Linked DNA regions of Homo sapiens: region 1 is linked to region 2. The links are chromatin contacts, found by Hi-C in ENCODE. All regions are on one chromosome and are shown on one strand. Each heading gives the region's core, a stretch centred on a gene start or an enhancer-like site at or near the end of the contact. The rest is flanking DNA. Distances are from core to core; before and after follow the strand shown. Region 1 holds the start of ESYT2 (extended synaptotagmin 2). Region 2 overlaps VIPR2 (vasoactive intestinal peptide receptor 2).

Region 1 (6,895 bases), core at 3,326-5,825, 260 kb after region 2:
TGAGGGGAGGAGTGTTGAGTGCTCACCTGGCCAGAAGCCTCGTCTGCAAGGTCACTACCTCCATCCACAGGGAGGAGCCTCATGGCCTAGTCACCTCATGGTCTCACCTCCTTATACCATCACACTGACCACTAAGTTTCTTTTTTTTTTCTGAGATAGGTTCTCGCTCTGTGGCTCAGGCTGGAGTGCAGTGACGTGACCAGAGCTCGCTGCGGCCTTGATCTCCTGGGCTTAAATGATCCTCCCACCTCAGCCTCCTGAATAGCTGGGACTACAGGCACATGCCACCATGCAAAGATAATTTTTAAATTTTTTGTATAGATGGGGGTCCCATTGTTGCCCAGGCTGGTCTTGAATTCCTGGGCTCAAGCGATCCTCCTGCCTCAGCCTCCCAAAGTGCTGGGATTACTGGTGAGCTACCACACCTGGCCTTGGCCATTCAGTTTCAACATCTGAATTTTGGAAGGGACACATTCAAACCACGGCACCCCCAAATACTCTAAAAACAAGGATCACCTCCACTACACAACCTTCCCAGTGGAGAAATCAATATCAATACATTGTCCAACCCATAGACCCCACCCAAGCTTCACCAACTGTGCCCACACTTCTTTTCCCATGTCTGGGACCTCCCAGGAACATGCATTGCATGGAGTTGTTATGTCTCTTCAGTCTCATATAATCTGGAACAATTCTTAGTCTTATCCTGTCTCTTATGACAATTTATTTATTTGAGAAGGGGTTTCCCTCTGTCACTCAGGCTAGAGTGCAGTGGTGCAATCATAGCTCACTGCAGCCTTGAATTCCTGGGCTCAAGCAATACTCTTGCCTCAGCCTTAGTAGCTGGGACTACAGGCTCGTGCCACCATGCCAGGGCAATTTTTAAGATTTTTTTTTGTAAAGATGGAGTCTTACTACATTGCCCAGGCTGGTCTCGAACTCCCAGCCTCAAGTGATCCTTCTGCCTCAGTCTCCCAAAGCGTGAGCCACTGTTCCTGGCTCATGACAGTAATAAAGAAAACAGAATGGCCTTCCTTCTGGGTCTATCTGATATTCCCTAGGCTAGACTGAGGCTGTGGTTTCTGGCAGAAAAGTGTCAGGCGTGCTGCTGTGCTCTTCTCAGCACAGTGCACGGGGACTCAGTTTCAACTTTTCTCCACTGGTGACAGGTGTCTCATTACCTGGCCACGCTGGTGTCTGCTGGTGTTTCCCACCAGAAAGTCTCAATTTTCCTCTTTGTAATGGAAAAGTATGCTGAAGAAAGATGTCCATTCTCATTCCTCATCAAATCTCCACCTACCACCCTGAGCCTCCATTGATAGCTCACTCCTGCAACAACCCCACTACAGTGATTGGTAAATGGTTATTTCCATTCTCACTCCTGCAACAACCCCACTACAGTGATTGGTAAATGGTTATTTCCATTCTCATAATTCCTTCTCCATTTATGAGTTCACATTCTACTGTAAAGAAGAACCTCCCCTTCTCCACTATTATTTTCCCTGCATTCATCACTGGTTTGTTGATCTACATCAGTGTGGACTCAACTCATGCGTTTCTATTTTGCTCACTCAGTGGTAATCTGCCAATATCATTCTTTGTTTTGTTGCTCAAATTGTCCTAGATTTCGCCAGCAAGAACTCCCTCCAACTACTTTCCATGTCCTTTGATCTCCTGTCAATCTTTGAGCACTTCTTCACTTCCTTGAACAACAAAATTATTCCAGGATCATCTTGTACTTCCACTCCAGCCCTGAAATTAACCATTTCTCCAAAGAGCCCTGATTCCTTTTGTTGGAAAACCTTATTTAGAAGATAAGATCTGGGGGCTAGCTGTGATCACTGGTACTGGGGTACCATTGCATCTAGATACTCAGCAGACAGAACTAGAAACTATTTCTGTGTTTATATGCACATATACCTACACATGTGTGCACACACATACAGCTATCTTTATATCTATCTGTATATACATATTTTAAAAAAATGAGTTCATACTACCACTTCCAGTTCCAATCCAATCCCTCAGTGTTCTTTTTAGCCTTCCCTCTTCCATGTTTTTACCTTCTCCAACAGCAAGAAACCTGGCTTTCACTGTCCCCAGTATATTTAATTTGCTGGTATAACCTCCAAATTGAAGAGATGCAGAGCACGTGCTCCCACCCTCCATAACGAGACGTATTTAGAGGTGTGGGGGAGGACCCAAAAGCAGGAAGAGTTGAACCTAAGCACAAGATAGCACTTTCCTCTGAAACCAGGAAGGCTGGAACTTCGCAGCTGTGCACCGGAGCACTCGGAATGACACTCCAGAGAAAGCAGCACTTCTCCTTGTCTACAAGAAGGAAAGGATGGAGGGGTCATGAAAGGTCACAGGAGATTGAGGGGTATAATATTAGCAAAAATCTAAGAGCCGAGCTGGACCTGCAGTCAGACCAGACACCTGTAAGACTGAGCTGTGGCAGAGCCTTAGGATCTGCTTTCTGCAGGCAATTAACCACAGGGAGGGGCTGGAAACCCGGGGCTCACACAGAGGGAAGCTGAGGACACTTGGGCTGACTGGTATGCAACATGGAAACTTCTCTTCAATCTAGTTTACATCCTTGGGTCAACCACTGGATGGCACATGGCACAGGATTTTTTTTTTTTTCTTGAGACGTAGTCTTGCTCTGTCGCCCAGGCTGGAGTGCAGTGGTGCGATCTCGACTCACTGCAACCTCCGCCTCCCGGGTTCAAGTAATTCTCCTGCCTCAGCCTCCCGAGTAGCTGGGACTCCAGGTGCGCGCCGCCATGCGCGGCTAATTTTTTGTTATTTTTAGTAGAGACGGGGTTTCACCATGTTGGCCAGGATGGTCTTGATCTCCTGACCTCGTGATCTGCCCTCCTCGGCCTCCCAAAGTGCTGGGATTACAGAATTTTTTACGTGGCTTATGTTTATGCAAGTCTTTGTAGGATGTGATCCTACAATTTTCCAGTAGAGGAAAGCTGCAAAAGAAAGGCTCAGGCTCCTTTCTGTGTCAACAAAGCAATTACTTGCTTTTGTGTTGAGGCTTAGTTTTGAATGAAAGGTGGTGTTAGGAGCATTAACCGGTTGCATATTTACAATCTACATAATATAATTTGTTGCTGCAGCAAACCAGGGACTGTGAAGAGTAAGAAAAGGGAAACCACTTCCATTCCTTGCTTGGGGTTTACTGCCCTTGCCTGGAGTTGAGAGTTTAGACTCTGCAATGTTTTACATATGTGATATAATCTCCACATACATATGCACACAAAATTATGAAGACGCAGGAACGAGGGGAGACAGATTCCTATGTAAAGGTGACCCTGCTTCTTCTGGGCATTTGTTTATTCATTCAGTACCTGCCAGTGCCCTACTCTGTTACAAATTCAGTAAAAATTTCCTTGGAATTCACTGAATATGCTCAAAAACAGTCAAGTAGGATGTTCTTTGCTACTGTTTGGCTTGGAGTTTCCTTGAAAGAAACTACAGAACAAATATAATTAACTCGATTGAATTCACTGGAAAGTAAAGTGATCAATAGTTGTGTTTTTGAGTTAACTGAAAAGTGACCTCAGGAATCACAGGAAAGGCCCAAAATTAGTCGTTTGAAACAGCTATTCATAGTTGGCCACAATATTAACACCTTCGGCGAAGCTGCGTGGTGCCCGGGGTGGAGTTCCCGAGTGTCAACAGCGTCCCTTGGGCGCTTGCGGTGGTCTTTGCCCGGCACTACCAGACCCCTCAGGGAGGACTTTTGGGATTAAAGGCATCTTAAAAGCCAACTGAACTGTGTGAGAGTTGTCAAGGTCACAACGGAGTCGTTTGTGTTTAAAACCCTGACAAGCAGGGTGGGAAGGGCCCCAGAGGCAGCGTTCTCACGCCGGAATGCCCGATAACAAGACCGTCCCGAGAGACTCCGCAAAAGCCACAACCTTGCACACTGGCTAGGCAACCTCACACCGAAAAATACCGGAGGACTCCCGCCAGCGGCGCCCGTCCGACCTCCGGCGGGCGGCGCCCTCTCACCCGTCCTCCTGGCCGCAAAATGACCGCAAACAGGGACGCCGCCCTCTCATCCCACCGCCACCCCGGCTGCGCTCAGCGGCCGCGCACCCCCACGTTTGCCAGCAGCTCCCAGAGGCGGTCAGCCTTTGGGTTTGACGACGGCAACTTCCCGGGCCTCGGCGAGCGCAGCCACGCACCCGGAAGCCGCCTCGGGGCGCGACGCCGAGCCAAAACCGCCCGCGGGCTCCGAGGCCACAGGCAAGTGGGGAGGGTGCCCCGTGGGGCTCGAGGGGACGCAGGCACGCCCAGCCCACGCACCGAGCACTCTCCTTTCCCGTCCCCGGCTCCCGCCAGCCGAGACACAACGCTCGCGTGATGACGTCGTGCGCCTGCCCGGCCCACTCCAGTAGTCTCCGACCCGGCCCACGGCCCGCCCCGCGCGATGACGTCAGTATCCACCCCGCCCGCTCCCGGTGACGTGCCAGCCCCAGGCCCACGCCGCTCCCGCCCCGCGTGATGACGCCACCGTCCCGGGCGGAGGCGGGCGTGCGGCGGAGCCGCGTCCCCTCAGAGGGGCGCTGGCGCGGGGCTGAGCCGCCCGGGATCAGCGCGAGCACCCAGCCCGCCTCGGCCGGGAGGGCAGCGCGGCACTGCGGGGCGATGAGCGGCGCCCGGGGCGAGGGCCCGGAGGCGGGCGCCGGCGGGGCTGGGGGCCGCGCGGCGCCTGAGAACCCCGGGGGCGTGCTGAGCGTGGAGCTGCCCGGGCTGCTGGCGCAGCTGGCGCGGAGCTTCGCGCTGCTGCTGCCCGTGTACGCGCTGGGCTACCTGGGGCTCAGCTTCAGCTGGGTTCTCCTCGCGCTCGCGCTGCTCGCCTGGTGTCGCCGCAGCCGCGGCCTCAAGGCCCTGCGCCTGTGCCGCGCGCTGGCGCTGCTGGAAGACGAGGAGCGCGTCGTGCGCCTGGGGGTGCGCGCCTGCGACCTGCCCGCCTGGGTGAGTGCAGACCCCTGCCCGTCCCGACCCCTGACCACCAGTCCCGATCTCCCCTCGTCCAGGCAGGCACTCCCCTCCCCGCGACCTGCCGCCTGGGTGAGTGCAGACCCCAGCCCTGCCCCGGCTCCCGCCTTCGTAGTCCCCCACCCACCCCGGTCCAGGCAGGCGCTTCCCTTCCGCCTGGGCGAGTGCAGACCCCAGCCCCGGCCCCCGGGCCGGTTCCTGCGACCTGCCAACCTAGGTGAGTGCAGACCCCGCCCCGCCCCCCGGCCCCGACTCCCAGCCTGCTGGCGACCTGCCCGCTAGGGCGAGTGCAGACCCCAGCCCCGCCCCGGCCTCCGGCCCACTCCCTGCGAACCTGTCCGCCTGGGGCCGCCGCCCGCTGCTCGCCGCTCCCGCCCTAGTCCTGAGTGCTCCGTGCCCTCCCTCCGTCCAAGTCGGGCGTCCCCTTCTCCGCTTCCCCGCCCGCCCAGGCTCCGGGTCCGGGGCGCGTCTGCCCTCGTGAAGCCTCCCCTCGCCGTCCCGCGCGGCTTTCTCGGAGACCCCTCTTCACAAAGCCCGCTTCCCTCCCCCGGCCTGCAGACCCCGAGCGCCAGCGGCAGGTACCGGGCTTGGCGCCCCCTCTTCGGCCGCGGCCCTGCCCGGAGCGCGCGCTTCCTCCTGGTGCCGCCCGCGGGGTCTCCTTAGGGGCCTGAGCGGCCGGTTCTGCTCTCAGAGCGCCCAGCGCGATTCTCGTGCGCATTCCCAAAGCCCTGCCGGCCTGGAAATGCTCCGGGTGGCTTCAGCTTTTCCTTCTCTCTGTTTTTTAAAAAACGTAATGACAGCTGGTGGGGGAGAAGTTAACTTTTTCTTCTACCGGGAGAAGACGCACTCGTGTCTTGGTTGTTTCTGACGCATTTCAAGGGCAGTAAGTGTCTCTCGAAAGATGTGGAGATATTAGATAATTGAAAGATTGTTTCAGTTTTTTTGCAAGTATAATTGTGAGACTGAGCATTTTTATATGGGATCGACCTGAATCCAGTGTGAATGTGTGTGTGTGTGGCAGGAAGTTTTGGAAGAGTTGCAGCAATAACAAGAGTCATGGTATTATTTTATTTTTAACCCGGCAGTTCTCTACCTCGTATATTTATGGACTATAGACACGAAGAGTTGGCTTCAAATCTTTTTCTTGTCATTCCCTAATTCTTTCTTAGCCATGACTTGGCTTCACAGTTTCACACTGCAAGAAAGGATTTTAATGATTCTTCCATTAGGCTTAATATAAACTTTGGGGTGAAGGTGACCAGCAGTGGGTTTCGGAAGGGTCATTTTCTCTTAGAGGAGAAAAGTCCCTGTTTCCAGTCATGAGACACCTGAGAAGTAAGGCATGACACAGATGGCAAACAAGAATTAGAAAGGAGGCGTGCCCAAGACAAGAAGAAGGTAGTAGATGCTACTTTGTGACGTCATATTGCAACTGGAGTAAGAATATAATGTAAGGAGCTTGGGAATGTACAGTTCTGCCGATGCGTGGTGAGCATGAGGGAGTCATATTTGGAGAACCAAGGTAACTGGCATGGTGCAGCTTTTAGCTAGCGGCGGGAAAAACCGAGGGGTGTGTAGAAAAAGGAAGTTAAGAGGAACCGAGGTGGGGAAAACTAAGAACAGAGGAGGTGCACTTTGGAAATGGAAAAGGACTTTAAAGTGACGTTTTGTGTCTATATTACACTAAGATGCATAATACTAAAAAGTAGCTAAAAACAGAGTCCATTAGCATCCATTGCTATGTTATATTGATAACATAGCAATGTTATCAGTGCTGAAATTTGCAGGAAGTGATGATGCTGACTTTCATAGATACTTGGTTATTGGCTAATATCAAATTTGCTTGTTAAAAATCTTTGTGAAACACAGATTTTCT
Region 2 (7,205 bases), core at 1,416-3,915:
GAGTGTGTGGCCCCAGGCAGGGGTTGAAACTCTCCGGGCCTCGATGGATAGGAGGCCTGTCTTTGGGCTTGGGCAGCCTTGGGTGGGACCTCCGGCATTGTGCTCTGGGGAAGGGTCCAGCCTCCCTGCTGCTCCCCTTAAGGGGAGGTCTGTATGTGGGCGGCAGATGTTCAGCTTGGGCACCCAGCAGCTGGCTCTTGGGCTCCACAGGTGGGTGGGGCAGGGGCGCTGGTTCTGAGAAGGTGTGCGTCCTGCAGCTTGTTGCCAGGAGCCCCCGGGGAGCCTCCAGATCATACACCACACACCACACTGGCCCCTCCAGGACACACAGCACATGCTTCAGGACTCAGCATTTATGGTCCTCAGAAACAACTGTATTGAAGAAAGTGTGGAAACCCAAATTTCAGGGTTCTAGGGAGGTCTGTTAAAGACTTAAAAAAAAAAGAGAGAAGGAAGAGTTTTGAAGGGATTCACCTACTGCCTGTCAGGTCGGCACCAACTGTCATGTCGATGTGATTTGGAGCCTGGACAGGAGCAGGGGCTCGTGGAGACCACCGTGGGCTGGATAACGGCCAAGGGGGCAGAACAGCAGGGCCTTGAGTCTGGGGCTTCCGGTGACACTCCTGTTCTCCCTCTTAATAGTCCTTTTGCTCTATTTTCTGCTTTTTCAAAAATAAGAATATATTGGTTTTATATTTACAAAAATCAAATTTTAAGTACTAAAAAAACCACTTAAATTTATACGTGCTTTGCCTTTGAACCCCAGACTTTGTCAGTACAAAGAGGAAACTCAGTTGTCACATTCTCTCTGCTGTATCTTTCTTAGCAGCTGTTTTGAAGTTAGTTGCAAGAACAGGGCCAGGTTCCCCGACTGTGAGCCCTGTCACCGGCTGTGAGCATTTGCCCGGCCCTCACACTGGGTGTGTGCAGCACACAGTCACTTGCACACACGCCTTTTCACCCCTTAAATGTTAGGAATCCCCTAAAAGCAGGGCTGGTCTCTTAAATCTCTTCAGTAGTGTCATCAAATTTAGGAAATGTCCCATTTTCACTAATGCTGTCATATGATTTGCTGTCTCGGCTCCGATTTCATAGACTCCAGGCCAGGATAGTGCGCTGTGTGTGGTTGTGGTGGCTCCCCGGCTTTAATCTGGAACTCTCCCTAGCCCCTCTCCATCTTTGTGGCCGTGATGCCCTCAGAGACCTCAGCCCTCTCATTTCACGAAGTGGCTTTGCTGGGGTCTATCTGATGTCTCCTTGGGACTAGGTTCAGGAGATCTGCCAGGCACATGTTTTAAAGCAAAGTACAAATATTTGCTAGCAAAGCAAAGGCCCCCACTTCCTAGGTCAGTTGCCTTTTTTAATCCTAAACTCTGTGCATGAACTAGGTCTCAATGGGATAAAAAGCTCCAAATGTCTCTGTTTCTATACTTCAGAAATGTCATGTTTGGATTTTAAAAGAAAATAAGTTCTCCCTCTAACTTGGACATACCATAAAGGAAACACGTGGCTTAAAATAAGGTGTGTGGCACGGCATGGAGTCGCACTGATTACGGGCTGTCTGCCTCACAGCCGTGTACACGCAGGATCTTCGTCTTTAAAACGTCACCACCAGAGCCGGATGCCACCCTGCAAAGAAGCTGCAAAATCACACTGCAATTATCACCGCAGGCTCACTTGGGGTAACAGCAGTGCACACTCTTCTCTGGGAAACCAGCCCTTATTCAGAGGAGGAACAGGAGGCCACCCAAGGATGTCTCCGGTGCCTGTGCACGTGGCCACGACCTGGGCCTCCCAGCAGCTCTGGTTCCTGAGTGCCAGCCCTGGCTGACGGGTCAGGGGCTCCAAGGGCTCCTGAGGGCTGAGCTTAGCTAGTGGCTGATGTCAGAAGCAGCCATGGGCTCAACTTTCCTTGGGCCTTGGGCACTCTCTGGCCTGTGTCTAAATGATGTCCCCATTCCTCAGACAGCAAGATTTAAGGGGCAAGATTCCACGTGCTCATCAGAGACCCCGTGGCCTCTTCCTCTGCTGAGTCTGGAAGTGAAGCCACAGGTTTCACATCCCAGATGGCAGAGGCGAGGCCCTGGCTCCCATGGGGATGGAGCAGAGGGGAGGAGCCTCCCCTGTGGAGAATGAGACCAGGGCTGCAGTGAGAGACCATCCCCTCCTCTGCATCTCTCCTCTTGGGGCCTCTTAAATGATTTGGAAATCATTCCCCTAAAAATTGAGCCTTTCCTTGAGAGGTCAAGGCAGACTTTCCCATCACAGATGTGAGCCTGTTCCCCATCCTACCCTTCAGCTTCCTGCTCCCTTTCCATCACGCAGACATGACCACCAGCCCTGAAAGAGGGAGTCACGAGGGGCGCCCGTCAGCACTGGGCATGGGGTGGCCGCTGTCCAGGAGACTCAGGGACACTGCGGGGCCTCTCCCATGTCCGGACCCAGGGACGCTGCAGGGCCTCTCCCCTGTCCGGACCCAGGGACGCTGCGGGGTCTCCCATCTCCGGACCCAGGGACGCTGCGGGGTCTCCCATGTCCGGACCCAGGGACGCTGCGGGGTCTCCCATCTCCGAACCCAGGGACGCTGTGGGGTCTTCCATGTCTGGACCCAGGGACGCTGTGGGCACCTGCTTGTTGTGGGTGGAACAGCTCCTCGCTCCCATCTCGGATCCTGAGCCCAGCGCTGCTCTGCACTGACAGACTCCAGGGGAGTTTTCAGCCCAGGGAAGTGGTTATTTTTGTGAGAAATAAGACTATTTTTAAAAATCTCCCCTGAGTGAGTTGGAGAGGCTCCTCACTTCCGGCAGTGAGAGTGAGCTCCAGCCACACCCGCCAGCACCCTCGAAAGTAAGCGTGGAGCCGCGGTGCCTGCCCTGACTTCTACTAAAGGACGCTTCTTAAAACACGGTTGGTCTGAGTTTCCCATTTCCCTGAAGGATGACCTCTGAGAAGATGGACGAGACCAGCCTCCTGTGTTGACGTTTTCAGTCTCAACCTAAGGAAAAGTAAATGAGCACACAAAGTTCTCAAAGTCTACAGTGTTTTTAAAAATATAATGACGTTTACCTCTCACCTTCCTCCAGTAACTGCCAGTGTCTTGAGGAAATGTCTTCTGCCCCCACCAGCCCCCGCAGGACCACATCTCTCAGCTTGGGAGCAGCATCTCCGCTGCTAGACGGGTTCTCTGAGTGGACGGCACCAGTGCAGAAGTGGATGGCTTGTTCCACCTGCCTTGACTCCCCCAGGTCACCCACTCTCCCCGGAGAGGCTGCACACTCACATGCGTGTGTGGGTAACAACAGTCACAGCCTTGTTCCCAAGGCCTGAGTCTTGAGAGCAGAAGGGAGGCTGCTCTTGCTGGCAGCTCCACGCTGCTGCCCAGCACCAGGCCCATGAGACACCCAAGGCCCAGAACTCTGAGACACGGAGCCACAGTCCTTCCAAGCAGAAAGCCACGTTGCAAACACCGACCACCTCCCTCTGGCAGACACACAAATCTCTGAGAACAGCCGAACCCGGGAGGCGGAGCTTGCAGCGAGCCAAGATTGCACCACTGCACTCCAGCCTGGGCAACACAGCGAGACTCAGTCTCAAAAAAAAAAAAAAAAAAGAAAAGAAAAGAAAACAGCCTCCTGCCAAAAAGCATCCCGAAATTGCCCATGGAAGGAGGTTATTTTGGTGATCTGGTTCAAGTTATTTTGATGCCAGAGGCTGTACAATTTGGAATGAGTCAAGACTCTTCAGTTTAAAATGGGAAAGGAAATGAATATTTGAAGATAAATATCTCAAAGGGCAGTGCCAGACCAGAACCCAGAACCCCTCCTCACCCTGTCATCTTGAGGAGAAAATCCCAGAGGAGAGGATAAATGGGGTACTCAGGTCGCTGTCCCCTCCTCCTGACCTCAGATTAGAACATGGTGGCTGGGCCCATCTGGAGGGGACAGGGTAAGACCCGCTCCTGTCACACCTGGTGCTCTCGGCTTCATGAGTGTCAGATTCGCCAATTTCGCTCTGGGCCCCAGCCGTCCATTGCTGTGTCCTTTTGCTTAAAACAGGCTCAGCCTGCAGAGTCCACAGCTCAGGCGGAGGTGGGCAGTCTGTGCAGGTGGGAAGCCCTCACGTCAGCCTCTGACTCTGTCTTCACAGGAAAGCCCTGGGAGGTTCTCACCTCCGTTTTCTGAGGGACTAACCGCTGCCCAGGAGTTCAGCGGCATAATCTTGGCTCACTGCAACCTCCGCCTCCCAGGTTCAAGCGATTCTCGTGCCTCAGCCTCCAGAGTAGCTGGGACTACAGACGTGCGCCACCAGCCTGGCCAATTTTTGTATTTTTAGTAGAGACTCCTGGCCTCAGGCGATCTGCCCGCCTCAGCCTCCCAAAGTGTTGGGATTACAGGCATGAGCCCCTGCCCCTGGCCCAGGTGGCTTTTCTAACTGCGGTTGCTCAGGCCCGTGGAAGGAGGACAGGTCCAGGCCCAGCTGACTAGGAAGCAGCCTTCAGGGCCAGGCAGGCTCCCAGCCGCAGCTCTGAGTATTCCAGCCTCCTCCTGTGGCACCGACCAGTGCTCGCGTCCCGGGAACCACAGGAGGAGGCCAGGCAGGTCTCATGGCCCCTCGTTCCCCCACTGCTATTGCTGATGGGGGAACCGGACTGTGTGAGGAGTGACGTGCAGGGCGGGGCTTTCCCTGGGCCCCCTGCGAGGCAGGCATGTGCAAAGCAGGCAAGGAGGGCTGCAGTTGTGGGATTACACAACCTTTCACATCCCTTCCGTTATAAAAATTCCTTTCATCATCATATCACACCAAATAGCATAAATTATTGAGCGTTCACAGAGCACCTGGCACCATGCTGAACTCTGCATGGACTAGCTCATTCAGTCCCCCAGCCATCCATGGGATAAGGCGCTGCATGACCACACTTTACCATACAGGGACACGGCTCAGAAGGGGCAGCCGCAGACTCATCCATGAGCAGGGGATTCCCACGAGCAGTCGAGACATCAGCGCTTATCTTCTGCTTCATGCGCAAAGCCCTCTATTAACCTCACTTGTGTTGCTCCAGTTCCGTAAACCACAATTCGATGCTTCTACGGAGCTCCTGGGGCAAAGTAGGTTCCCAAGGAATCCAGGCTTTACCGGTTTGGTAAAATGGTCACAGGAAGTGGCCTCTGTGTGTGATCACAGCGTGTCTGTGCTGAGGTCACCAGAGATTGTGATGGTCACAAGAGGTGGCCCCTGTGCGTGGTCCCAGCGTGTCTGTGCTGAGGTCACCGGGGATTGCAATGGTCGCAGGAGGTGGCCCCTGTGCGTGATCCCAGCGTGTCTGTGCTGAGGTCACCGGGGATTGTGATAGTCACAATAGGTGGCCCCTGTGCGTGATCCCAGTGTGTCTCTGCTGAGGTCACCGGGGATTGTGATGGTCACAAGAGGTGGCCCCTGTGCGTGGGTCCCAGCGTGTCTGTGCCGAGGTCACTGGGGATTGCAGTGGTCGCAGGAGGTGGCCCCTGTGCGTGGTCCCAGCATGTCTGTGCTGAGGTCACTGGGGATTGTGATAGTCACAAGAGGTGGCCCCTGTGCGTGATCCCAGTGTGTCTCTGCTGAGGGCACTGGGGATTGTGATGGTCATAAGAGGTGGCCTCTGTGTGTGGTCCCAGCGTGTCTGTGCTGAGGTCACCGGGGATTGTGATGGTCACAAGAGGTGGCCCCTGTGCGTGGTCCCAGCGTGTCTGTGCTGAGGTCACCGGGGATTGCAATGGTCGCAGGAGGTGGCCCCTGTGCGTGATCCCAGCGTGTCTGTGCTGAGGTCACCGGGGATTGTGATAGTCACAATAGGTGGCCCCTGTGCGTGATCCCAGTGTGTCTCTGCTGAGGTCACCGGGGATTGTGATGGTCACAAGAGGTGGCCCCTGTGCGTGGGTCCCAGCGTGTCTGTGCCGAGGTCACTGGGGATTGCAGTGGTCGCAGGAGGTGGCCCCTGTGCGTGGTCCCAGCATGTCTGTGCTGAGGTCACTGGGGATTGTGATAGTCACAAGAGGTGGCCCCTGTGCGTGATCCCAGTGTGTCTCTGCTGAGGGCACTGGGGATTGTGATGGTCATAAGAGGTGGCCCCTGTGTGTGGTCCCAGCGTGTCTGTGCTGAGGTCACCGGGGATTGTGATGGTCACAAGAGGTGGCCCCTGTGTGTGGTCCCAGCGTGTCTGTGCTGAGGTCACCGGGGATTGTGATGGTCACAAGAGGTGGCCCCTGTGCGTGATCCCAGCATGTCTGTGCTAAGTGTCTCCTTTGGTGCCTGCCTTGCTTTTGATTTGCCATCCCCTTTCATCCACAGTAATTTTTTAAGTCCTGATTTGCTCTTCTTTTCTCTCCACGTGTAACTTCTCCCTTCCCCACAGTGATCCTTGCTAATCACAGCATCTTCTAGATGTGGAATGCCTTGTTCTCACAGAAATGCTGCCTCCTCCTGCCATCCTGTATGCAGTGTACAGCCAGTGAGGTATTAGTTGTTAGGGTCCCGTGCACTTTTTGTGACATTGGGACAGGTTTTTGCTGTTGTTGTTGTTGTTGTTTTACAAGTGGAGAAACCTGAGTTGTAAAGCATGTAAAGACTTGTCTCAGGTTTCCTTGCTGACAGAAATCACTAATATGTATTGAACATCTAGCATGTGCTAATAATATTAGTTATAATGATAATAATAGTTGTTGTTAAGGGCTTACTGTGCTCTAAGCACTTTACATGAAATTCTAAATTTAATGCGCAACACTGCCAGACAAGAACTATTCCCATTCCACAGATGAGGAGCCGAGGCCTGAGGCTATTCCCATTCCACAGATGAGGAGCCGAGGCCTGAGGCTATTCCCATTCCACAGATGAGGAGCCGAGGCCTGAGGCTATTCCCATTCCACAGATGAGGAGCCGAGGCCTGAGGCTATTCCCATTCCACAGATGAGGAGCCGAGGCCTGAGGCTATTCCCATTCCACAGATGAGGAGCCGAGGCCTGAGGCTATTCCCATTCCACAGATGAGGAGCCGAGGCCTGAGGCTATTCCCATTCCACAGATGAGGAGCCGAGGCCTGAGGCTATTCCCATTCCACAGATGAGGAGCCGAGGCCTGAGGCTATTCCCATTCCACAGATGAGGAGCCGAGGCCTGAGGCTATTCCCATTCCACAGATGAGGAGCCGAGGCCTGAGGCTATTCCCATTCCACAG

The links. A loop is a pair of places that touch in the nucleus more often than their neighbours do. Pooled maps may share reads with other maps.
Region 1: a map of ascending aorta shows a loop between it and region 2 (2.5-fold over the local background). The contact joins the promoter of ESYT2 here to the enhancer-like site in region 2. A Hi-C loop is called at or near these places in 2 of 168 maps with a recorded cell type or tissue (aorta and ascending aorta) and 4 of 50 pooled maps.

The regions. Positions count from the first base shown.
Region 1 is chr7:158,827,189-158,834,083 of GRCh38, reverse strand. ESYT2 (extended synaptotagmin 2) reads left to right here and starts at 4,575. Exons shown (of 23, transcript NM_001367773.1): 1 at 4,575-4,995. The coding sequence starts at 4,666. RefSeq lists enhancers at 3,612-3,721, 5,732-5,801 and silencers at 4,032-4,761, 4,852-4,951, 5,002-5,191, 5,282-5,331, 5,412-5,611.
Region 2 is chr7:159,089,056-159,096,260 of GRCh38, reverse strand. The region is part of intron 4 of VIPR2 (vasoactive intestinal peptide receptor 2); the gene reads left to right. Among named protein-coding and RNA genes, the nearest start is that of VIPR2, 52 kb to the left of the region's middle. RefSeq lists an enhancer at 1-632. Within about 2 kb of position 2,665, at least 5 of the 41 ENCODE cell types and tissues checked have a DNase peak (open chromatin) inside an H3K27ac peak, as active enhancers do; they include ascending aorta, where a contact is called at or near this core.